Regions from separate parts of the Homo sapiens genome. Here regions 1 and 3 are each linked to region 2. Evidence: chromatin loops called from intact Hi-C (ENCODE). Cell type or tissue: Caco-2. All regions are shown on one strand.

The links. Hi-C counts contacts between places; a loop is a spot of excess contacts. Peaks named below come from ENCODE experiments on the same cell type or tissue, not always from the same donor. Only the 100,000 strongest peaks of a DNase experiment are listed, where the experiment ranks them.
Region 1: a loop joins it to region 2, with 4 times the contacts of the local background. A loop is called at or near these places in 18 of 110 quality-filtered maps.
Region 3: a loop joins it to region 2, with 6 times the contacts of the local background. A loop is called at or near these places in 21 of 110 quality-filtered maps.

What each region holds. Positions count from the first base shown.
Region 1 is chr20:35,992,035-36,000,034 of GRCh38, forward strand. CNBD2 (cyclic nucleotide binding domain containing 2) reads left to right here. Exons shown (of 12, transcript NM_001365709.1): 8 at 3,004-3,118. Among named protein-coding and RNA genes, the nearest start is that of CNBD2, 27 kb to the left of the region's middle. In Caco-2, CTCF peaks have their summits at 887 (motif pointing right) and 3,142 (motif pointing right); DNase peaks (open chromatin) are centred at 857 and 3,147.
Region 2 is chr20:36,047,274-36,055,273 of GRCh38, forward strand. NORAD (non-coding RNA activated by DNA damage) reads right to left here and starts at 3,687. Exons shown (of 1, transcript NR_027451.1): 1 at 1-3,687. RefSeq lists enhancers at 2,684-3,883, 3,364-3,935, 6,930-7,109 and a silencer at 3,423-3,632. In Caco-2, no CTCF peak of the experiment used is centred here; DNase peaks (open chromatin) are centred at 3,358, 3,758 and 4,314; H3K4me3 peaks cover 2,872 bases.
Region 3 is chr20:36,134,431-36,142,430 of GRCh38, forward strand. It overlaps a transcript of EPB41L1 not described here. Among named protein-coding and RNA genes, the nearest start is that of EPB41L1, 16 kb to the right of the region's middle. RefSeq lists an enhancer at 4,446-4,495. In Caco-2, a CTCF peak has its summit at 4,410 (motif pointing left); a DNase peak (open chromatin) is centred at 4,371.

The DNA.
Region 1 (8,000 bases), 55 kb before region 2:
CAGGCCTGGCTAATTTTTGTATTTTTAGTAGAGATGGGATTTCACCATGTTGGCCAGGCTGGTCTCAAACTCCTGACCTCAGGTGTTCCACCCTCCTCGGCCTCCCAAAGTGCTGGGATTACAGGCATGAACCACCGCGCCTGGCGGGGAACTCATTTCAAAATGCAAATTCTCAGGCCCACCCAAGAGCTACTCAATCCAAAACTCTAGGAGGAAGGGCTCAGTGATCTGTGTTTTAACAAGGCTTCCAGGCGATTCCAATGCACACTGATGTAGGAGAACCCCTGACCTAAGGGAGGAATTTTCAAATTTTGGTAAGCATCCAGACATGTAGGGTGCTTCCTGAGGGAGGAATTCTCAAACTTTGGTAAGCATACAAACACATAGGGTGCTTTTTAAAAAGGCAGATTTGCTGTCTCACCCCAGAGATTGATTCATTAACTCTGGAATCTGCATTTGAGCAAGTGCTGTAGGGGATTCTAATGCAGGGGTGCTGAGCCTTCATTCTGAGAAAAATAATGCGGAAGTCACTAAAGGACAGCAAGGTAGGGAGCTCTTGGCCAGAAGATGAATCTGGTTTGTTCCTTACAGTGTTTTATTAAAATCTGATTTAATCATCAATGTGAAGATTTTATATAAAAATTCTGATTTCTGGCTTTTGAGAATTCAGAGGATCAGGCAACAACAAGCCATATTTTGGTACAGCACCCCCTCCCCCACCCCCCGACCCTGGTTGGAAATGAAAAGCACCAGCCCCCTCTAAAGGACTGCTCTTTTCTCTCTTTTTTTTTCCTGCCTGGCCAGCGTTTTTTGAGTGTTCATCTCTGGGAGGGAGATCAAGCTGTCCCGACTCCTGTAGTTTACTCATATTACCACTAGAGGGCAAAATCAGCTGCGGGTGGCTGGACACCCCTGGGACCTCAGAAAGCTAGAGAAGATTTCCTGATGGCATCGAAAACTTAATGCACACTTTCAACTCATTTCTAACAGTTTATCACTGGGGGACACATAGTGGAACTGTTCTCTCCATAGATGCAATTAAAGACCTACTAAATACTTGAGGAAACCGGGCTCATGTTGTTTCTCTGGCACCTGCAGTTCCCCTATAGCTCAAAAAAAAGAAAAAAAAAAGTATGCAGTAAAGATTTCAAATCTAAACTTTACAGCTTCATAAATTTTTATATATGTATACACCTGAGTGATCATTACCCAAATCAAGATAAAAAACATTTCCACTACTCCAGAAGGCTCTCCTGTGCTCCTTCCTAGACAAAATCCCCCCACAAAGCTTAATACTCTTAAGACTTATGTCACCACAGGTTACTTTTGCATGTTTTTGAACTTCATATAAATGGAATCATACAGTGTGTATTCCTTGTTTCTGACTTCTTTTGCTCAACTGAATATTTGTTATTTTTAATTTTATAAATTATGGTGTGCATAGAATAATATGTGACCATTAAACATGATACTATAGAACCATATTGTTTGGCATGAAAAGAGGTATTTGATATATTATTGAGTTTCTTAAAAAGTTACAAGAGTCTGTTTTATGTAAATGAATTCGTTGATGAAAAATTGTAGATATACATCTTATATGTTCATAGAGAAAAGTTTGAAATAATATTCACTAATATGTTACTACTAGTTATTTCTGAGTGTCAGGATTAATGTAGTTTTTATCTCTATGTTTTTATGTCTGGTTTGAATATTTTTAAACTTTCAATTTTGGAATAATTTTAAATTTATAAAAAAATTATAAGAACAGTACAAAGAACTCCTGTAGCTGGAACTACAGGCATGCACCACCATGCCCAGCTAATTCAGCTAATCTTTTTTTTTTTTTTTTTTTTTTTGGAGACAGAATTTCACTCTTCTTGCCCAGGCTGGAGTGCAATGGCATGATCTTGGCTCATGGCAACCTCCGCCTCCTGGGTTCAAGTGATTCGATTCTCCTGCCTCAGCCTCCTGAGTAGCTGGGATTACAGGCATGCGCCACCATGCCCGGCTAATTTTGTTTTTTTTTGTTTGTTTGTTTTGTTTTGTTTGAGCCAGAGTTTTGCTCTTGTTGCCCAGGCTGCAGTGCAATGATGCGATCTTGGCTCACTGCAACCTCTGCCTCCTGGGTTCAAGCGATTCTCCTGCCTCAGCCTCCCGAATAGCTGGGATTACAGGCATGTGCCACCACACCCGGCTAATTTTGTATTTTTAGTAGGGACGGGGTTTATCCATATTGGTCAGGCTGGTCTCGAACTCCCGACCTCAGGTGATCTGCCTGCCTCAGCCTCCCAAAGTGCTAGGATTACAGGCGTGAGCCACAAGGCCGGCTTAATTTTTGTATTTTTAGTAGAGACAAAATAATTTTGTGTTGCCATGTTGGCCAGGCTGGTCTTGAACTCCTGGGCTCAAGTGATCTTCCCACATCAGCCTCCCAAAGTGCTGGGATTACAGTCCGTGAGCCACCGTGCCTGGCTTATATTTAGTTCTTATGCTTCTTCAGTTACTTGAACTTCGTATGGTGAGTAAATAACATTTTCATTTAAAAAAAAAAAAAGAAAAAAAAAAAGCACCAGGCTGGGCGTGGTGGCTCACACCTGTAATCCCAGCACTTTGGGAGGTCGAGGCAGGCAGATTGCTTGAGGTCAGGAGTTCGAGACCAGCCTGGCCAACATGGTGAAACCCCGTCTCTACTAAAAATACAAAAATTAGCCGGGCATGGTGGCACATGTCTATAATCCCAGCTACTCAGGAGGCTGAGGCAGGAGAATCGCTTGAACTCAGGAGGCAGAGGTTGCAGTGAGCCGAGATTGCCCCATTGCTCTCCAGCGTGGGTGACAAAGTGAGACTCCATCTCAAAAAAAAGAAAAAAGAACCTGAAACCACTTGCATTAAGCAAATAAAACAAAATGGGATAAGATGCAATTAAGAGAGATTTTCTTCAAAGCCTGGCCTACCTGGAGCCTTAGGGGTTAACCCTTTTCCTATGTCCCTTGCTGTGTTCAGGGCAGCTGTGAAGTCCTGCGGCTGTTGGACCTTGGGGCCTCCCCTTCCTACCGTAGATGGATCTGGCAGCACCTGGAGCTGATAGATGGCAGACCTCTGAAGACCCACCTGAGTGGTAAGCTGCCTTGGCCTGTCTGACAGCAGGGGGCGCCTGGGCCTGTCCTGTTTCCAGTTCCCAGCACATAGAGCCTTAGAAATCTAGTCAGCCAGCCTGACAGCGTATATCATCTGCACCCTTCTACCAGCGGTGGAAACCCAGTCTGCAAGGCCCTGCCCTCCTTTCCAGCCTTTTTTTTTTATTGAGCCTTTTCCCTTTTGCTGTTTAGGTTCTCCCACGTGACCATCAACTCCTTGCCTCACATATCCCCCACCCTTTTTTTCACCCAGCTCTCTTCTGCTTTTTAAAATTTATTTATTTATTTGTTCATTCTGTCTCTGGATTTGCCTGTGATGGACTTTTCATATAAATAGCATCATACATTATTTGGCTTTTTGCATCTGACTTCCTTCACTGAGCACCATGTTTTCAAGGTCTATTTATGTTGTAGCAGATATCATTTCTTCATTCTGTTTTATGGCTGAATAATATTCTAATGTATGCATATACCACATTTTTTTTGTCCACTTATCAGTTGGTGAACATTTGGATTGTTTTCACTTTTTGGCTGTTTTGAATAATGTTGCTATGAACATTTGTATGCAAGTTTTTGTGTGAACATATTTTTCAGTTCTCTTGGGTATTACCTATATGCCTAGGAGTGGAATTTCTGGGTCATATGGTATCTTAGTCAGTTTTCTATTTCTATAACTGAATATCTGAGACTGGGTAACTTATAAAGAAAAGAAATTTATTTCTTATAGTTCTGGAGGCTAGGGAATCTGAGGTCGAGGGGCTGCATCTGGTGAAGGACTTCTTGCTGGTGGGGACTCTTCAGAGTCCCGGGGCAGCAAAGGGCATCACATGGAGAGGGAGCACTTCTGTCTTTGAGATCTTAGACTACACATTCTTCCTTGAAGAAGTCTTCCTGGTTTCTCATGCTGGACCAGATCTTCCATCCTCTGCTATATGCCATTCTAGTACCCTTCAAGTACCATTCAAGTACTCTTCTGTGTTATATAACCCCACTGAAATCATACAACTGAGTCTGAAATGCTTATTAAACATCTGTTTCCCTTGCTAGAATATAAGCTCTATGAAGGCTTTGCATTCCCAGGGCTTCGTATTATGCCTGGCATCTAGCAGGTGCTCAGAAGTGAATTACAGAGTTAATGGATAAACATATTTTGGCTGCTGTGTGTGGTTTGGACACATCCTAGGCTGTGAATGTATGCGCACTCTCCACAGCCTTATCCCAACTCAGTAACAAGTATGAATAACAGTGATCATTTATTGAATTCTAATTGTATGTTTATTATATTGGGCTTGACTGTTTATACATATTGCATAATTCTCATAATAGCTCTCTTTTTGTTTTTTTTTTTTTTTTGGAGACAGAGTCTCACTCTGTTGCCCAGGCTGGAGTGCAGTGGTGCAGTCTCAGCTCACTGCAACCTCTGCCTCCCAGGTTCAGGCAATTCTCCTGCCTCAGCATCCCGAGCAGCTGGGATTACGGGCACATGCCACCATGCCCGGCCAATTTTTGTTTTTTTAGTACAGATGGGATTTCACTGTGTTGGCCAGGCTGGTCTCGAACTCCTGACCTTAAGTGATCCGACTGCCTCGGCCTCCCAGAGTGTTGGGATTACAGGCATGAGCCACCGCACCTGGCCTAATAACTCTTTAAGAAGGTACGATTGTACCATCTGACACATGAGGAAACTGGCTCATAGGGCAAATAAGTAGCAATGTAGGACTGTAGAGTTGGGATTCTAACCCAGGCACAACTGGTTCCAAAGCCCAGACTTTCTTCTCTTCATAAATATCTCCAGCCTTCTTCATTCTCCATTTCCTGTTGTTGGACATAGACGTTGTCAAGTAGCAGCCTCTAGAACTGGCCAGGGTGATAACCAGGCTTGCTGATTCTAGGGTAGTATTGTTTCCATTCACAGCTCTGTAATGGCATTTTTATTTATTTTTTTCCCCTTCCATCCTCTGCAGATCTTTTTGTGTCACCCACTTGGGTCAAGGACCCCAGCCCTCAACAGATATTTGCAGTGGCTCAGATGTCTTATCTCTTACCTCCTGCTCAGTACTGGCATGCTTCCCCCCACTTCCCTTGAGATTGTAATCTGTGTATCCTGGGGCCTCCTCCCCAAGGATTGCCTTATAGATATAGCAGTCCTCCTGAGATTAGAACTGAGGCCAACACAGGGTGGCGAGGAGAAGGGCGGAAAAAGGAGAGGTTGGAGCTGAACAGAGCTGGGTTTGAGTCCCATTTATTAGCTGGGTAGCTTTGGTGAGTACTCAAAGTCTCTGGGCCTGGTTTCTTCATATCTACCTTGGGTAGTGTCATGGTTAGCAGCATAGGCTTGGAGTCCACTGCTTCTGTTTGAATACAGGGTCCTTCTCTTATTAGTGATGTGATACTGGGCAAGTGGGCCCTATGTCTAAGTGCACCAGTGCCCTCAGAGTCTGTAAAATGTAAATAATGGTCCGTACCTCGTAGGATTGTAATGACATTAAGCAAATTAATATATAAAAACTCTTAGAACACTACCTGGCTGCATAGGCAGATGGCAGATGTTTGTTATCATTACCACAACAGGCTGCTAGGAAGGCAGAGTGAGATGATGTATGCATGAGGCCTTATAAGTACTCAGTAAATGTTTCTTCTCATGTCAATTCTTGTTTGTCACTTTTCCACTGTCAATCCACCAGAGAAAAAGTTGCATCCCACAAATTTTGATATGTTGTATTTTCAATGTTATTCAGTTCAAAATACCTTTAAATTTCTCTTTTGATTTCTTCTTTGACCCATGGAATATTTAGAAGAGTGTTTAGTTTCCAAGCATTTGGGGGATTATCCACCTATCTTTCTGTTACTGATTTCTTTTTTCTTTTTCTTTTTTTTTTTTTTTTTTTGAGAGGGAGTCTCGCTCTGTCACCCAGGCTGGAGTGCAGTGGTACAATCTCAGCTCACTTCATCCTCCACCCCCCAGGTTCGAGCAATTCTCCTGCCTCAGCCTCCCGAGTAGCTGGGATTACAGGCATGCACCACCAAACCCAGCTAATTTTTGTATTTTAGTAGAGATGGGGTTTCAGCATGTTGGCCAGGCTGGGCTTGAACTCCTGACCTCTGGTGATCTGCCTGCCTCGGCCTCCCAAAGTGCTGGGATTATAGGCGTGAGCCACCACGCCTGGCCTCTGTTATTGAATTCTAAGATAACATACTTTATATGATTTGAATCCTCTGAAATGTATTAAAACTTGTTTTATGGTCCAGAATATAGTCTGTCTTGGTAAATGTTTCATTTGCATTTGAAAAAAACTTGCTGTTTTGGGGTGCAGTGTTCTATGAATGTTAAGTAGGTGAAGTTGGTTGATAGTATTGGTCAAGTCATCTGTACCCTTATAACTTTCTGTCTACTTGCTCTATCAATTGTTAATAGAGGCTGGCGTGGTGGTTCACGCGTGTAATCCCAGCACTTTGGGAGGCCAAGGCGGGCAGATCACCTGAGGTCAGGAGTTCGAGACCAGCCTGGCCAACATATAGTGAAACCCTGTCTCTACCAAAATAATACAAAAATTAGCTGGGCATGGTGGCGCATGCCTGTAGTCCCAGCTACTTGGGAAGCTGAGGCAGGAGAATTGCTTGAACCCGGGAGGCAGAGGTTGCAGTAAGCCAAGATCACGCCACTGCACTCCAGTCCGAGCGACAGAGCAAGACTGTGTCTCTCAAAAAAAAAAAAAAAAAAAAAAAAAATTCTTAATAGAGTTGTTAAAATCTCCAGCCATAATTATAGATATATTTTTCTCCTTGTATTTCTGTCTGTTTTGCCTCATATATTTTGAAGCTCTTTTATTATATGCATAGATGTTTGGGATTGAACTCTTAATTATTATGAAATGAACTTATTTGTCCCTGGTAATATTCTTTGCTCTAAAACCTACTTTTTCTGATGTAAATTCAGCCACTTCTTTTGATTTAGTGTAGCTTCCTCTTGATTAGTATTAGTTTGGTATATCTTTTTCCATCCTTTTGTGTTTAACCTATTTGTGTCTTTATATGTAAAAGTGAATTTCTTAAAGGCAGCATATAATTGGATCTTGCTGAAAGACCCAATTTTTATTGAGATGCCTAATCATTGACATTTAATGTTAATATTGATTATGGTTGGATTTGACTCTACCATCTTGCTATTTTTCTTTCTATTTGTCACATCTATTCCCTTTTTCTTCTGTTTTTCCCTGCCTTTTGGATTATGTATTTTGTATAATTCAATCTTATTTTCTTTGTTGGCTTATTAGCTGTTTGTGGTATTATTTTCACAGTTGCTTTATGATCATTGTATATACTTTTAACTTATCACAGTCTACCTTTAAGTGATATTATACCACTTCATGTATAGAATCAGAATCTTACAATGATATATTTCCATTTTCTCCTCCTAGATATTATGCTATTGTGATATATTATACTTTAATGTATATTAAAAACCTTACCATACATGGTTATTACTTTTGCTTTAAACAAGTATCTTCTTTTTTTTTTTTTTTGAGACGGAGTTTTGCTCCTGTTGCCCAGGCTGGAGTGCAATGGCACGATCTCGGCTCACTGCAACCTCCACCTCCTGGGTTCAAGTGATTCTTCTGCCTCAGCCTCCCTAGTAGCTGGGATTATAGGTGCCTGCCACCATGCCCAGCTAATTTTGTGTATTTTTAGTAGAGACAGGGTTTCACTATGTTGGCCAGGCTGGTCTTGAACTCCTGACCTCAGGAAATCCACCTGCCTCAGCCTCCCAAAGTGCTGGGATTACAGGCATCAGCCACCATACCCAGCTTAAACAAGTATCTTTTTTGTATATTTAAAAAATAATAAGAAAAGACTCTTATGTTA
Region 2 (8,000 bases):
ACAGGCATGCGCCACTGCGACAGGCCGTTGTACACTTTTAAACACCTAGAAAGACTAGATGTTTCAAACTGGACTTAAGTTTTCCATTATATACACAGTAGCATTGAATAAATGGTATACATACATAACACAGACTGTAATTTGAGTGTCTTCTAAATAGGAACATTCTGGCCTAGAACCCTTCCCTTTCCCACCTCTACCAACCCCGTGGACAGCTATAAGCCATCTGTAATGCTTAGGGGGGGTTTTAACAATTTCACTTGTTTTTAAGAAGTCTTCCCTATGAATTTTAACACAAAGTGTACTCAATGTAGTAGTTTACTAATTCTACTTTTGTCATATACTGGCAACCTTTTTAACATCGACTAGACGTAAATTAGGACTCCTATGTCCGCTTATATACACTATATACACAGCACAGTAAATGAAAATGCAGACATAAGGGACAATGGTCAATGTGCCTCCTCATAAACACACTGGACACTGGTAGAAAGCCCTTTGCACTTTGTGCTCCTCCTTCCCCCTGAACCAGCACAAATATCAAAATGGGTACTGCTCAGAGAATTGATCAATTTCCAAGACAATATTTCATATCAAAAGGATAGCTACAAAATGTGTTATTTACTACCTCTACTTTTAACATACTTTGTGCACTTCTAAACATCTAGAAAGACTAGATGTTTCAAATAAGGACTTAAGTTTGTCCGCTATATACACAGTAGGGTTGAATAAACTACACACATGTAACAATGGTTATATCTGATAGTGTCTTCTAAATACGAACATTCTGGTCTAGAACCCTTCATTCCTTCCAACTCCTCTCCACCACCAACCTGATGGATATAGGCACGTGTCACTTAGAGCTGATGTTATCTCACTTCCAAAAGTCCTTTTCAGAAGACAGCCTTTCTACAAATTTTAACAAAGTGTACAAAATGTGTTAGTTTACTAACTCTACTTCTGTCATACATTGGCAACCTCTTTAATATCTAGAGACTAGATATTATAAAATCGGGACTAATTTGTCCGTTATATATACAATATATACAGTATAGCAAAGTTAAATGAAATGCATGTAACATATACACAATGGATTAAGCTGAAATTTTCTAATAAACAATGGCAAAACACCATTTGCAATTTCTTCCCTCCCACCTCCCAGGTGGTTCAACAATTCCACTTCCAAACAGCATTTCCCATCAGTTTTTAAAAGCTATTTACAAAGTGTTATTCTACTACCACTTTTAAATACATCAAGCACTTCCAAATATCTAGAAAGACTAGATATTTCATATAACTTGTCCACCACATACACAGCACTGTTAAATAAAATTGCACACACATAACAATGGTTATCATCTGAGGTATCTTCTAAATGTGGCCATTTTGGCCTTGAATCATTCCCTCCTCCCTTCCTTCTCTGCCTTCAATCCAGTGGACAAGTACAGGCACGTGTAATGCTTAGAGATGGTCAAACAAATTCCTATGCAAAAGTCTTTACAGAAGACAAGTTTTCCTACGAATTTCAACACAAAGTGTACAAAATATGCTAATTTTACTCCTTTGTCATACACTGGCAACCTCTTTAACATCTAGAGACTAGATGTTGAAAAATTAGGACTATTTGTCCATTATATATACTATATACAGAGCAAAACAAAATGCACAAAACATATAGAAAAATGGTGTCTGAAAATGTCCAAGTATGAACACACTAGTAATATTACCTTTTGCAATTTCTTCCCTCCTACCTCCTCTAAACTATTGAACAAGTATAGACATTACTATACTGTTCACAAAGGTGGCTTCACAATTCAATTTCCAAAAGCATTTCCTATGAATTTTAGCAAAAAGATATTTACAAAGTGGTATTTTACTACCTATACATTTAACATACATCGGGCACTTCTAAACATCTAGATAGACTAGATGTTTCAAGTAAGGAGTTAATTTGTCTACTATGTATACAGCAGTCTTGAATAAACTGCAAACATGTAACAACAGTTATAATTTGAAAGAGTCTTCCAAATGTGAACATTCTGGCCTAGAACCCTTCCCATCTCCATCAACCCAGAAGACATCAAATTTTCAGAAGACAATCTTTCCTAGGACTTGTAAAACAAAATGTACAAAATATATTAGTTTACTAACTCTACTTTTGTCATACACTGGCAACCTCTTTAACATCCAGAAAGACTAGATGTTGTCAATTAGGACTCGTCTGTCCTTTATGTACACTATATACACAGATAAGTAAAACAAAATGCACAGACATAATGATTCATCTTGCCTCGCTGTAAACAGGATGGCATAGAGCTCTCTGCACCTCCCCCTCCTCTCTCCTCCCCTGAACCACTGCACAAACACAATGAGTATTACTCAACAGGTGATTTGGCCATTCCCCCCCAAAAATATTTCCTATGAATTGTAACAAAAAGGTATTTACAAAATGTGATTTTGCTACCTCTAATTTTAACATATCAGGCACTTCAGAACATCTAAAAAGAAGAGACATTTCAAAAAAGCTTAGCATTGTCAACTATATACACAGTAGTGAGGAATAAAATGCACACAAAACAATGGATAGAATATGAAAATGTCTTCTAAATATGACCAGTCTAGCATAGAACCTTCTTCTCTTCCTTCTCAGGTCTTCCAGCTCCATGTCATCTAACCCACTTAACAAACGTGGACGTATCGCTTCCAGAGGCCGTCTTAACAACTCCATTTCCAAAAGTCATCTCCAGAAGACATGTATTTTCTATGATTTCTTTTAAACAAATGAGAATTTACAAGATGTGTAACTTTCTAACTCTATTTTATCATACGTCGGCAACCTCTTTCCATCTAGAAGGGCTAGATGTGACAAATGTTTTCTATTAAAAGGTTGGGGTGGAGTTGAGAGCAGCTTTTTCATATTATATACACAGGCCTTCCATAAACGGCCAGTAAATCTTCCCAGAGGGTGGTGGGCATTTCCAACGGGCCAAACGTGGCCTGTCATTCTACCATTTCTCTCTTCCGACAGCAAAGTCTGGTAGAATGAAGACCAACCGCCCGATGGCCGCTAACCGTTCCACCCGTCGTCGTTCGGGACTTCGCTCACCTTCCAGGCCCCTTAAGGCCTTTGTCCGTTGTCGTCAGGACTAGGTAGGTCTCGCCCAATGGCGACAGAGTGGTCACCCGGGAACCGGATCTGCGCGGCTCCGTGGCCTAAAGAGGCGGCCGAGCCTGCTTGCGTCCCTAGGCCGCCTTCCCGGGCCGTCCACGCCTTAATGGCCTCCGCCGCGCGGCGTTCGAGCTGCCGCCATACTTCCCGGCCCACCACGCCCAGCGCCGCCCAAAGGCGCTGCGTCCCGGCGGCTCTGCGGGGGTTTCGTCGAGGCTTGGGTCGGGAGACCCGGGTGCCGGCGGGGTCCGGGCTGGGAGACGCCACGGCCGCCATTAGTCACCGAGGTGGGGTGGGAAAGAGAGGTTCGCTGCGGCTTCAAGGTCTGGGCACAGCCAGTGGGCGGGCACAGCCAGTGGGCAGCCACAGCAGAGGCCTCCGTTATCTGCAGGGCAGAGGGCTCGGCCTGTCCCGGGGCCCCCCAGTTCACCCGCCGGCCCGGGGCCGGAGGGCCTGGAGGGCCCTGGAGGAGCGGGCTGCGTTCTGCGTCTCTCCGCGATCTCTGCCGGACCGGAACTGACTTGGCAGTTCTCTGCGCTGGCAAGAGAGGAGCGGTACCGGAAGTGCCCTTGCGCTGGGGGCCCGCGAGCCGTGGTTCCGGGTCTGCAATGTTCCGGCGTGGGGGTGGGGAATGGGGAATGGGGTGTGGTCACGTGGGGTTAGGGCCCCCTCCACCCCGCTTGCTCTTCGCAACGGAAATTGCTACTGGCCTCAGAATTCCCTGAGCAAACGTTGCTTCTCTATCTCCTTACTCCTCCGGTGCTGGATAAGAAGACTCCAATATTTCATTTATTGACTCATTTACCACCTGTTTACCGAGCACCTATGTGCCTCTAAGCACGGGGGAGTGCAGCAGTAAAGAAAAAAACACAGGAAAATTTCTGCTCTCCTAAAATTTACATTCTAGTAAGGGAAACAACAATAAACAAGATCCTTAAAATGCATAAAAGGGTAGATAGCGAAAGTGCTTTGGAAACATAAAAAGGAAAGAGGAATATGAAGTGCAGGTGCGGAATGCTTTATAGTACGGCCAGGTGACTCTGGAGCAGAGACCCGAAGGAGGCGAGGGGATGAGCCATGCTTGGAGATGTCTGTAGGGGAACAGCTTATGCACAGGCCACAAAGCCGAAGCATGTGGGCCAGGCCTGTTCCAGGAACAGCAAAGAGGCTGGGGAAGAGAGGAGAGAAATGGGACCATGGGAGGGAGTTGAACTGCAGTGCGGGAGAGCTGAAGTGGAGGCAGGGGCAGAAGCAGGGAGACCTGATAACTGACTGTTGCAATCAAGCAGGTGAGCTATGATAGGGACTTATGCCAGGGCGACGACAGCAAAGGGGGCAAAAAGTGGTTGAATTCAGGGGTTGACATAAGCTCAAGTCTATAAGATTTGCTGACGGACCAGATGTGAAGTGGGAGAGCGAGAACTGAAAGATGACTCCACACTTTTTGGCCTGAGCAAATGAAAAGGCAGCCGCCTTAAGTGAGATGGAAGAAACCATGGGAGGAGCAAGCTTTGGGGAGAACACCAGGAGCTGAGTTTTAGGCATGTTAAGTTTGAGATGTCTGTTTGACATTCAAGTGGAAATGTCAAGCAGACAGATGGATTTATGAGTCTGGCATTCAGGGAAAGGTTTGAACTGGAGATGAATCTTTGGGAGTCGTCAGCATATAGATGTCTTTAAAACCTTGAGGCTGCATGAGAGAACCAAGAGAGGGACAAGGTCTGAGGTCTGATCCCTGGGTAACGTTTACAGGTCAGGGAATGAGAAGGAACCAGCAAAGGAGACTGAGAAGCGACCAGGGTGGTAGGAGAACAACCAGGAGAGTGTGGTGTCCTGGAAGTAAATGAGGAAAGTGTTTCAAGGGGAATTTATCAACAGTGTCAAATGCTGCTGATGTGTCAATTAAGATAAGGTTGGAAATGACACTTCCAGCTTTTAGAATTAATGCTGTGATGAACTTCCTCGTGAATTTTCACATTTTGTGTAGACTTCTGAATTCCTTTGGGTTTTTTTGTTTTTTGTTTTAGATGGAGTCTTGCGCTGTCACCTAGTCTAGAGTGCAGTGGCGCGATCTTGGCTCACTACAACCTCCACCTCCCAGGTTGAAGTGATTCTCCTACCTCAGCCTCACGAGTAGCTGGGATTATAGGCGCCCGCCACCGCGCCCAGCTAATTTTTGTATTTTTGAGTAGAGACGGGGGTTTCACCATGTTGGCCAGGCTGGTCTCGAACTTCTGACCTCGTGATCCACCTGCCTTGGCCTCCCAAAGTGCTGGGATTACAGGCGTGAGCCACCGCCCCCAGCCTCTGAGTTCCTTTGTTTGTATTTGTATTTTTATTTTTTTTTTTTGAGGCAGAGTCTTGCTCTGTTGCCCAGGCTGTAGTGAAATGGTGCGATCTTGACTCACTGCAACCTCCACCTCCTGGGTTCAAGTGATTCTCCTGCCTCAGCCTCCCAAGTAGCTGGGATTACAGGCACTCGCCACCAGGCCAGGCTAATTTTTTGTATTTTTAGTAGAGACGGGGTTTTACCCTGTTGGTCAGGCTGGTCTCGAACTTGTGACCTCAGGTGATCCACCCACCTTCGCCTCCCAAAGTGCTGGGATTACAGGTGTGAGCCACCGCACCTGGCCTGCATTTTTATTATTTTTAAAATTATTTATTTATTTATTTATGTTTGAGACAGGGTCTCGCTCTGTCATCCAGGCTGGAGTGCAGTGGTGCCATCTCGGCCCACTGCAACCTCCAACTCCTGAGTTCAAATGATTCTCCTGCTTCAGCCTCCCAAGTAGCTGGGACTACAAACGTGTGCCACCATGCCCAGCTAATTTTTGTATTTTTAGTATAGATGAGATTTCACTGTGTTGGCCAGGCTGGTTTCAAACTCCTGACCTCAGGTGATCCACCTGCCTCGGCTTCCCAAAGTGCTGGGAGTACAAGCATGAGCTACCACCACTGGCCCTGAGTTCCTTTGGATACAATTCTGGAAATGTAAAGAAAGATCAAAGGATTAAGACTCTTGATGCAGACTCAGACATGATTCCCAGGAGGAAAATCCTGCAGTCAGAAAGGCCTTGCTGGTGGAAGGTGGACAGGAGAGGTGGCGAGAAGTCCAGGGGCTCTAGTCCACAATGAGATGACAAGGCCCTGAGCCAGGAGAGTTGCACAGAAGTAGAAAACCGGTGAAGTGAGTGTTTCTAGCATTTCAAGAGAAGAAGCCAGTGGGCTGAATACCTGAGAGAAGAGGGAGGAGGGGAAGGAAGAGCCATGGATTATACAAGTTTCAAACACTAGCGCTAATGGGTAGTTTGGTAGTTGATACATTAGCCAAGACAAGGAGTAGGAGAGGCTCCTGGTCCCCTTTCTGAGCTTCCCACCGCCTAAGCAGCCAAACATGTGGGTATTCCTGGAACCTAAAGATGAGGATGATGAAAAACATGTATACATCCTGCTTTCTTTTTCTTTTTCTTTTATTATTTTTTTTCCGAGACGCAGTCTTGCTGTGTCTGGGCTGGAGTGAAGTGGTGTGATCTCGGCTCCCTGCAACCCTCGCCTCCCAGGTTCAAGCGATTCTCCTGACTCAGCCTCCTGAGTAACTGGGATTACAGGCACGTGCCACCACATCCCTTTAATTTTTGTATTCTTAGTAGGGATGGGATTTCACCATGTTGGCCAGGCTGGTCTGGAACTCTTGACCTCATGATCCGCCCACCTCGGCCTCCCAAAGTGCTGAGATTACAGGCATGAGCCACTGTGCTCAGCATACATTCTGCTTTCTACCTGATAGCTCTACTTGAATGTTCCAACAGTATCTGAAACTCCTCTTGTGCAAAACAAAACTCTTGGTATCTCCCCAGAGCCTGCTCTTCCCTATCAGTAAATGGCAGTATCATCCACCTGTTTCCCAAGTAATATGGTTTGGCTGTGTCTCCATCCAAATCTCATCTTGAATTGTACTCCTATAATTCCCACACGTTATGGGAGGGACCCAGTGGGAGATAATTTGAGTCATGGGGTGGTTCCCTCATACTGTTCTCATGGTAGTGAATAAGTCTCATGAGATCTGATGGTTTTATCAGGGGTTTCCGCTTTTGCATCTTTCTCATTTTCTCTTGCTGCTGCTGTGTAAGAAGTGCCTTTCACCTCCTGCCATGATTCTGAGACCTCCCCAGCCATGTGGAAATGTAAGTCCGATTAAACCTCTTTTTCTTCCCAGACTCGGGTATGTCTTTATCAGCAGCGTGAAAATGGACTAATACACCAAGTAATTCTCGATCTCCCTTGATTCCCCATTCTCTCACTTCCCACACGGCAACCATCCCCAGTCCTATCTGCCTCCTAAATATATTTCAAATACAGCCAATTCCCTGTGCTGTCCATTATAGTAGCCACTAGCTACGTGTGCCTATTTAAATTGTAATTCATTAGAATGACATGAAATTAAAAATTCAGTTCTTCAGCCACACCACCCTCATTCCAAGTGCTCAAGAGTCACAGGGAACTAGGAGCCAGTGGCTACCATATGAGCACAGGTGGAGAATGTTCCCACCATCCCAGGAAGTCCCATTGACAGTGCTGATCTGTATCCAAATCCAAGCTAGCAACGTCTTTCATTTGGATGACTCTAATAGCCCCTTAATTGTTGTTGTTCTGGTTTCTACTGCTCTCCCTTTCTAATCCGTTCTCCCTACAGAAGCCAGAATGAACTTTTAATCAAAAATCAGATCTTATAACTCTCCTGTTTAAGCCTTCAGTGGCTTTTCATCACACTTAGAACAAAATCAAACTTATTTCCACGACCACTGCCTTCCATGACCTGCCCTTTGACCTG
Region 3 (8,000 bases), 87 kb after region 2:
TGGTATTGATGGTTTGACATTCTAGGCCATCTGGTCCCAGAAGGTACTGTGGGGCAGGAGACCAGCTCATGGTGGAGACCAAAGGGTGGGTGAGTTGGCAGCCCTAGTTTTTTCTATTACATTTATTCCCACGAGAATAGAGATTGCTTGGACTGTGTCCCACTGAACATTTGCAGAACAACTTACCCAGGCCATGGAGTTGAGAATAAAGAGTGGAGGAGGTAGTTTCCAGGCTGTTCCTGCAAGGTTACTGCCCAGCCTGGGCTATTAGCTCCTCAGGGGTCCAGGTCTGTCATCTACCTTGCTCCAAAGGCTGCATTGGTCTCAGGTAGGCAGAAGCAATGGCTGCACGTCTGTCTGTGGGAGTCTGTGAGGGTGCCTAAGCATAATAAATAAGAACACTATTTTGTGTTTTCTCTGTCTTTTTTTTTTTTTTTTTTTTTTTTTGAACCAGGGTCCCACTCTGTTGCCCAGGCTAGAGTGCAGTGGCTTGATCACGGCCCACTGCATGCAACCTCCACCTCCTGGGTTCAAGTGATTATCCTGCCTCAGCCTCCCGAGTAGCTGGGATTACAGGTGCATGCGACCACATCTGGCTAACTTTTGTATTTTTAGTAGAGACAGGGTTTTGCATGTTGGTCAGGATGGTCTCAAACTCCTGGCCTCAAGTGACCCGACCACCTCGGCCTCCCAAAGTGCTGGGATTACAGGCGTGAGCCACTGCACCCAGCCTACTTTGTATTGTCTATTATCACGGCCTGCAACCCACTTTCCTTGAAATATTACGTTTACTTCTCTTAAAACCATATGAGGTATGTATATGGTCATTCCCATTGTACAGTTGAAGAAACTGAGACTCAAAAGGTTAAGTACTTTCCTTCAGATCACACAATCAGTGAGGGATAGAGGGGGATTTGGGATTCTGCCTCCAGAGCCCACGGTCTTGGCCTTAGGGACTGATACCACATGGGCCGAAGCAATAAGCATGAGGTCAGGAGTCAGCGGGTTTGGAATCCCCCCTCTGCTCACCATCTGTGTTTCCTTGGGCAAGTTACTTTATCTGTCTGGATTTCCGTTTCTCTCTCCATAAAATGGGTATATTAATACCTGCCAGTTGGGATTGATTTAAAGGTCACTGAGATGATGGGAAGTGCAAGTGTCTAGCCTGTGGGCTTTCACCTCTTGCCCCTGCCTCCTTCCTGCTTCCCTCTACATATCTGAGGCTCTGGCCACCCTGGAGGTCTCCCACGCATAGCTCTTAGCTTAGGCCTTTGCACAAGCTGCTCTTCTGCCTGAAAGTTGCTGTCTCTGCCTGTTGTTGTAAAGATAGACTTCCTTCACATCTAGACTTCGATCCTTTACTGTTTCCTTGAGGATTCTGGAAAGGGGAAGGGGTGAGGTAGGTTCTCCCACAGGCCTGTTCAGTGATTATCAGGACAACCCCTCGGTAGGGGCAGAATTGAGGGTAGCAGGTAGGGTCCTGAACACCCTGGAAATATAAATCCCTCCAGAAAATTTCCTCCCTTTATACTTGACAGCTTAGGAAGGGCGTGCATATGAGGTGAGTGTTTCGTCTTTGGATCATTAACCTTCCTATTACTGTGGTCTCACTTTTTCAGTTCCCCCTATTTCTTTGGCATCATCTCATGGCCTTTTACTTTCTTGTTTGGTTTTCTTGCTAGAACTTACAAAAAAATTTTCAAAATTGTGGTAAAATATACAGAACCTAAAATTTACCACCCTGACCACTTGTTTTTTGAGGGAGGGTCTCTCTCTGTTGCCCAGGCTGGAGTGCAGTGGCATGCCCTTGGCTCACTGCAACCTCTGCCTCCCAAGCTCAAGCGATCCTCCCGCCTCAGCCTCCTGAGTAGCTGGGACTACAGGCACATGCAACTGTGCCCGGCTAAGTTTTTTTTTTTTTTTTTTTTTTGGAGAAACAGGGTTTCACCGTGTTGCCCAGGCTGATCTGGAACTCCTGGCCTCAAGTGATCCAACTGCCTCAGCCTCCCACAGTGCTGAGATTATAGGTGTGAGTCACCATGCCTGGTCCATCTTAACCATTTTTAAGTAAGTGTACACTTCAGTAGTGTTGGGTAGGTTCATATTGTGTAACACCATCACTACCACCATCTTCAGAACTTTTAAATCTTTTTTCTTTCTTTTTTTTTTTTTAGAGATGGTGTCTCGCTCTGTTGCCTAGGCCTGAGTACACAGGTGCAATCATAGCTCACTCCATCCTTGAACTCCTGAACTTCAGCAGTCCACCTGCCTCAGCCTCCTGAGTAGCTGGGGCTACAGGTGCATACCGTGGTACCTGACTAATTTTTTTTTTTGTAAAAATGGGGTTCTTCTTTTGTTGCCCAGGCTGGTCTTGAACTCTTGGCTTCAAGTAATCCTCCTGCCCTGGCCTCCCAAAGTAACGGGATTACAGGTGTGAGCCTGAATTTTTTAATTTTTTAAAATTTACTTTTCCACGGCAGAGTATTGTTCTGTTGCCTAGACTGAAGTGCAGTGGCACGATCACTGCAGCCCCAACCTCCCAGGCTCAAATGGTCCTCCCATCTCATCCTCCCAAGTAGCTGGGACTACACATGCATGCCACCATGCCTGGCTAAGTTTTTCTTTTTTTCCTTTTCTTTCCTTTCCTTTTTTTTTTTTTTTTGAGACAGGGTTTCACTCTGTTGCCCAGGCTAGAGTGCAGTGGCTCAATCTCGGTTCACTGCAACCTCTGCCTCCTGGGCTCAAGGGATATTCGCCCCTCAGCCTCCCAAGTAGCTGGGACTACAGGCATATGCACTATCACACCTGGCTAATTTTTTATTTTTTGTAGAGACAGGGTTTCATCATGTTGCCCAGGCTGGTCTCAAACTCCTGACCTCAAGTAATCCGTATGCCTCAGCCTCCCAAAGTGCTGGGACTATAGGCATGAGCCACTGCGCTGGGGCAGCTAATTAAAAAAAATTTTTTTTGGATACAGATTGGGTCTCACTATGTTGCCCAGGCTGGTCTCAAACTCCTGGGTTCAAGTTATCCTCCTGCCTCAGCCTCCCATAGTGCTGAGATTATAGGCATGAGTCACCGCACCCAGCCTGAATACTTTTTTTATGTTTTGAGACTGAGTTCCGCTTTTGTTGCCCAGGCTGGAGTGCAATGGCGCGATCTTGGCTCACGGCAATCTCCGCCTCCTGGGTTCAAGCGATTCTTCTGCCTCAGCCTCCTGAGTAGCTGGGATTACAGGCATGCACCACCGTGCCCGTCTGATTTTGTATTTTTAGTAAAGATGAGTTTTCTCCATCTTGGCCAGGCTGGTCACAAACTCCTGACCTCAGGTGATCTGCCCGCCTCGGCCTCCCAAAGTGCTGGGATTGCAGGCATGAGCCACCATGCCCAGCCAAATTTTTTAATATGAAAAAAGTGAAACTATATCCATTAAACAATAACTCCCATTTCCTCCTCCCCCAACCTGTGGCAGCTGCCATTCTCCTTTCTGTAACTGCAAATTGGACTAGATACCTCAGATAAGTGGAATCATACAGTGTTTGTCTTTTTGTGACTGGCTTTTGTTACTTAGTATAATGTCCTCAAGTTCACCCATGTTGTCATATGTATCAGAATTCCCTTCCTTTCTAAAGCTGAATAATATTCCATTGTATATATGTACAACATTTTGTTTATCCACTCATCTGTCGATGGACACTTGTTGCTTCCACCTCTTGGCTATGTGAATAATGCTGCTATGGCCTTGGCTGTACAGAGATCTCTTTGACACCTTGCTTTCAATTATTTTGGATATAGCCTCAGAAGTGGAATTGCTGGGTTGTATGGTTAGCACTTTTTTTTTTTTTTTTTTTGAGACAAGAGTCTCGCTCTGTCAGCCAGGCTGGAGTGCAGTGGCACGATCTCAGGCTCACTGCAGCCTCTGCCTCCCAGGTTCAAGCAGTTCTCCTGCCTCAGCCTCCCGAGTAGCTGGGATTACAGCTTCTCCACCCCGCCCGCTAATTTTTGCATTTTTAGTAGAGACAGGGTTTCACCATGTTGGCCAGGCTGGTCTCGACTCCCAGCCTCAGGTGATCTGCCCGCCTCAGCCTCCCAAAGTGCTGGGATCACAGGCATGAGCCACCACATCCAGCCAGCACATTTTTTAAAGCCACTATTTATTGCATGCTTAATATGTGCCAGGAACTGGGTTAATGATTTGACATATATTGCCTCACTCAATCCCTGCGTCCACTCTGAGTAGTAGGAAGAATTATCCCCAGTTTGTAGCTGAGAAAATAAAGACTCAGAGAGGTTAAGTTATTTGCTCAAAGTCTCACAGCTAGGAAGCTTTGGAACATGCACTGGAGCTTTGACCTGCCGCCAAAGCCTTGCTTTTAACTATTGTGACATGCTGCCTCCCAGTGGCCTCTCTCTCCACCTGTCTATAGAATTTTCTGCCTCTGTTGTGTCCCATTTTTTTTTTCTCTCTTGCCTTGTGTGTGTTCACTCTCTCTGGAAACTTTGAACAACTTAAGTAAAGGCCCTTTGACTGCCAAGAAGTTTTGTGAGTTGGAAACTTAGAGCGGGAGGCCTGTAATTTGCTTTCTAATCATGGTCCTCTGGATTTATAGCTGCCTGTCTCCCAGTGACTGACAGGCTCTTATTCAGCCTCTTGTGGTGATTGCCTTGTGGATCCACAGAAAGCCGGCCCAAGAGGGCCAGCTTCCTGGGTACAGGGACGCTGTACCCCCAGAGAGGCAGTGTGGGAAGGGAGACGGCCCGGCTAGGCCAACGAGGATTCTCTTGGCTCACTGATTTCCTAGCAACAACAGAGGCAGAAAATTTTACAGAAAGGTGGGAAAAGAAAGGCTATGAAGTAGATTCCAGTACAATTGCCTTTTTCTGATTTTCAAAACTATCAGAGCAAAAATATTCCTAAATTTGTTTCGAGTTTTATAAGTTCAAGCCAGACTTACGGTTTGCATGATAGTCAGTTATCTTTCTGTCATCCTTTAAAAAAAATTTTTTTGTTATGCAAAATTTCAAACATACATAAAAATAAAGAGTATAGTGTAATGCACTTCTGTGAACCCATTGCCTAGGTTTAGCAATGATTAATACATAGAGTCACAGCTTGTCTATCCAATAACACAGAAGTTTAAATTTTTCCTCATTCACAGCACTAGCTCAGCGCTTCAGACCTAGTTGTTGCTCAGTAAATAAATAGATGCTGACTGATTACAAAGCCCTTCCCCTCTCTGGGTCTCAGTTTCCCCATCTGTGCAGTAAAGGGATAGGATTAAGTGCTTTCTTCTTATTATTATTTATTTATTTTTTTTAAGACGGAGTTTCACTCTTGTTGCCCAGGCTGGAGTGCAATGGTACGATCTGGGCTCACCGCAACCTCTGCCTCCTGGGTTCAAGCGATTCTCTTGCCTCAACCTCCTGAGTAGCTGAGATTACAGGCATGTGCCACCATGCCTGGCTAATTTTGTATTTTTAGTAGAGATGGAGTTTCTCCATGTTGGTCAGCTGGTCTCGAACTCCCGACCTCAGGTGATCCGCCCACCTTGGCCTCCCAAAGTGCTGGGATTGCAGGCATGAGCCACCGTGCCCGGCCTAGGTGGTTTTTTTTTGTTGTTGTTGTTTGTTTGTTTGTTTTTGAGACAGAGTCTCGCTCTGTCACCCAGGCTGGAGTGCAGAAGCGCAATCTCTGCTCACTGCAACCTCTGCTTCCCAGATTCAAGTGATTCTTGTGCCTCAGCCTCCTGAGTAGCAGGGACTACAGGTGCGCGCCACCACACCTGGCTACTTTTTGTATGTTTTTTTTTTTTTTTTTTTAGTAGGGATGAGGTTTCGCCATGTTGGCCGTGCTGGTCTTGAACTCCTGGCCTCAAGTGATCCAACCACCTTGGCCTCCCAAAGTGCTGGGATTACAGGCATGAGCCACCGCACCCAACCAGGATTAAGTGCTTTCTAAGAGACATGGTAGTCAAAGTATACACTTGGATGTCAGACACAATTGTTTTTCCATTTATTAGCTAGGTATCTTCAGGCAAGCTGAGTCTCAGTTTTCTCATCTGTAAAGTGGGGATATGACTTCTCAAGGGTGGTTGTAAGCACTGAATAAAGTAGCTGTTTTGTTGCTAATACTTTTATTATTGCTATTTTGAATATTAATATTCTGGTTGGAAGAATCCGTGTATTTCAGAAATGCAAAAATAAAATTGGAATGGACTAGAATTCATGCCCTAGGATTTGGCTTCTTTTTTTGTCCCAGTCAGCAGATAATCAGAAGCCCAAGAAATGAATAGTGCAAGAGGAGGCCCAGAGTGAGGGCCATCCAGGCTGATTTCATCTCCTCTCTTCCCCTGCCCCTGCCGTGTGTGGGTGTCACAGCCCCCACCCCCATGAGAGAGCCCGACTAGCCACCCCCTCCCCTAATGAGACAGGCCCAAGATGGAAGAGCCCACAGGTGGAGAGGGTGGTGCTGCAGGATGTCTCGTTGCTAAGATTTCCGAGGAGGCAGCAAGAGCCTGTTTCCAAAGCTGGGAGGGAATGATGGGCTGATGAGTAGATGTAGGGCATGTGGCCCCAGATGGGGTTTTGTGGGATTCTGGGCAAGGGACAGCAGCTGGGAGAAGGCGCTGGGGGCAGGAGGAGGGTCTTTGTAGAATATGGCCCCTTTCATAGACTGTGGGCTCAGGATTACGTGTTCATTTCTTCCATTTACCTCCTTATCTGTCAATATCAGACCTGCATGTGAATCCTGATTCACTCTATGACCTTTGGCAAGTGTTGTGCTGCTGTACTTGCTGGCCCTCAGTTTTCTCACCAATGGGAGGGCTAAGTGAAACATGTATAATAAAGTGCTCTGTAAAAAGGAAGACAAAGTAGAAATGTGAAGGTTCACTACGACTGTCATCTTTATTATTTTTTTTTTCTTTTACTGTCAGATGAGGGAATGGGACTCTGTTAGGTTTCTATGCATGAATAGGGAGCCCTGGAGGGTACTTCCGCTGTGAGGGCCTGTGTCAGGAGACTGTGGGAATTGGCTAGATGGGCCCCATTAGTGAAACTCCAGGGAACAACTGAAGAGGGCAGCAAAGTTCAAAGCCAGAGAGGCAGCCCAAGGGGGGCTGTGGTTGCTGAAAGGTGGGGGCTCTAGTGAGATTCTAGGAGGGACCTTCAATGGTTCAGGCCAGAAGCTTTGAGAGAGGTGAAGGTAACAGACCTTTCTTATATAAATATGTTTACACATATATACCAGAAAGTAAGCAACAAAACAAGACCCAAATGTACACAAAAGAAATAATTCCACTATCATAAAACAACGTCTGGTAACATGTTTTAAAATATTTCCTGTTTGCTTTTTTCTAGGCATGTACACATACATACATATTTTATAGAAATTGGGGCCAGGCACGGTGGCTCACGCCTATAATCCCAGCACTTTGGGAGGCTGACGTGGACAGATCACTTGAGGTCAGGAGTTCGAGACCAGCCTGGCCAACATGGTGAAACCCTGTCTCTTCTAAAAATACAAAAATTAACCAGGCGTGGTGGCGGGGCACCTGTAATCCCAATTACTCGGGAGGCTGAGGTGGGAGAATTGCTTGAACCCAGGAGGCGGAGGTTGCAGTGAGCCGAGATCATGCCACTGCACTTCAGCCTGGGCAATAGAGCAAAAACTCCATCTCAAAAAAAAAAAAAAAGAAAAGAAAAAAGAACAAAAAACGTATTTTGTAGAAATTGGATCATTTGTTACGTACCATTTTGTCTCTGCTTTTTTACCTGTATTGTGTTAAGAACATGATTATATAGCCACATATAGATCCACAACATTATTTTGTGTGGCTGCGTAGTATTTCAGCATATGTATGTATCACTATTTTTATAACGTAGCCACTATTATTGGACATATATATTAACTCCAATGCTCTACTTTACTCCTGTATACAGTGCTTAGACAAATGTTCTTATAGCCACATCTTTGTGTCATTCATTGTTCCCTAAGGATC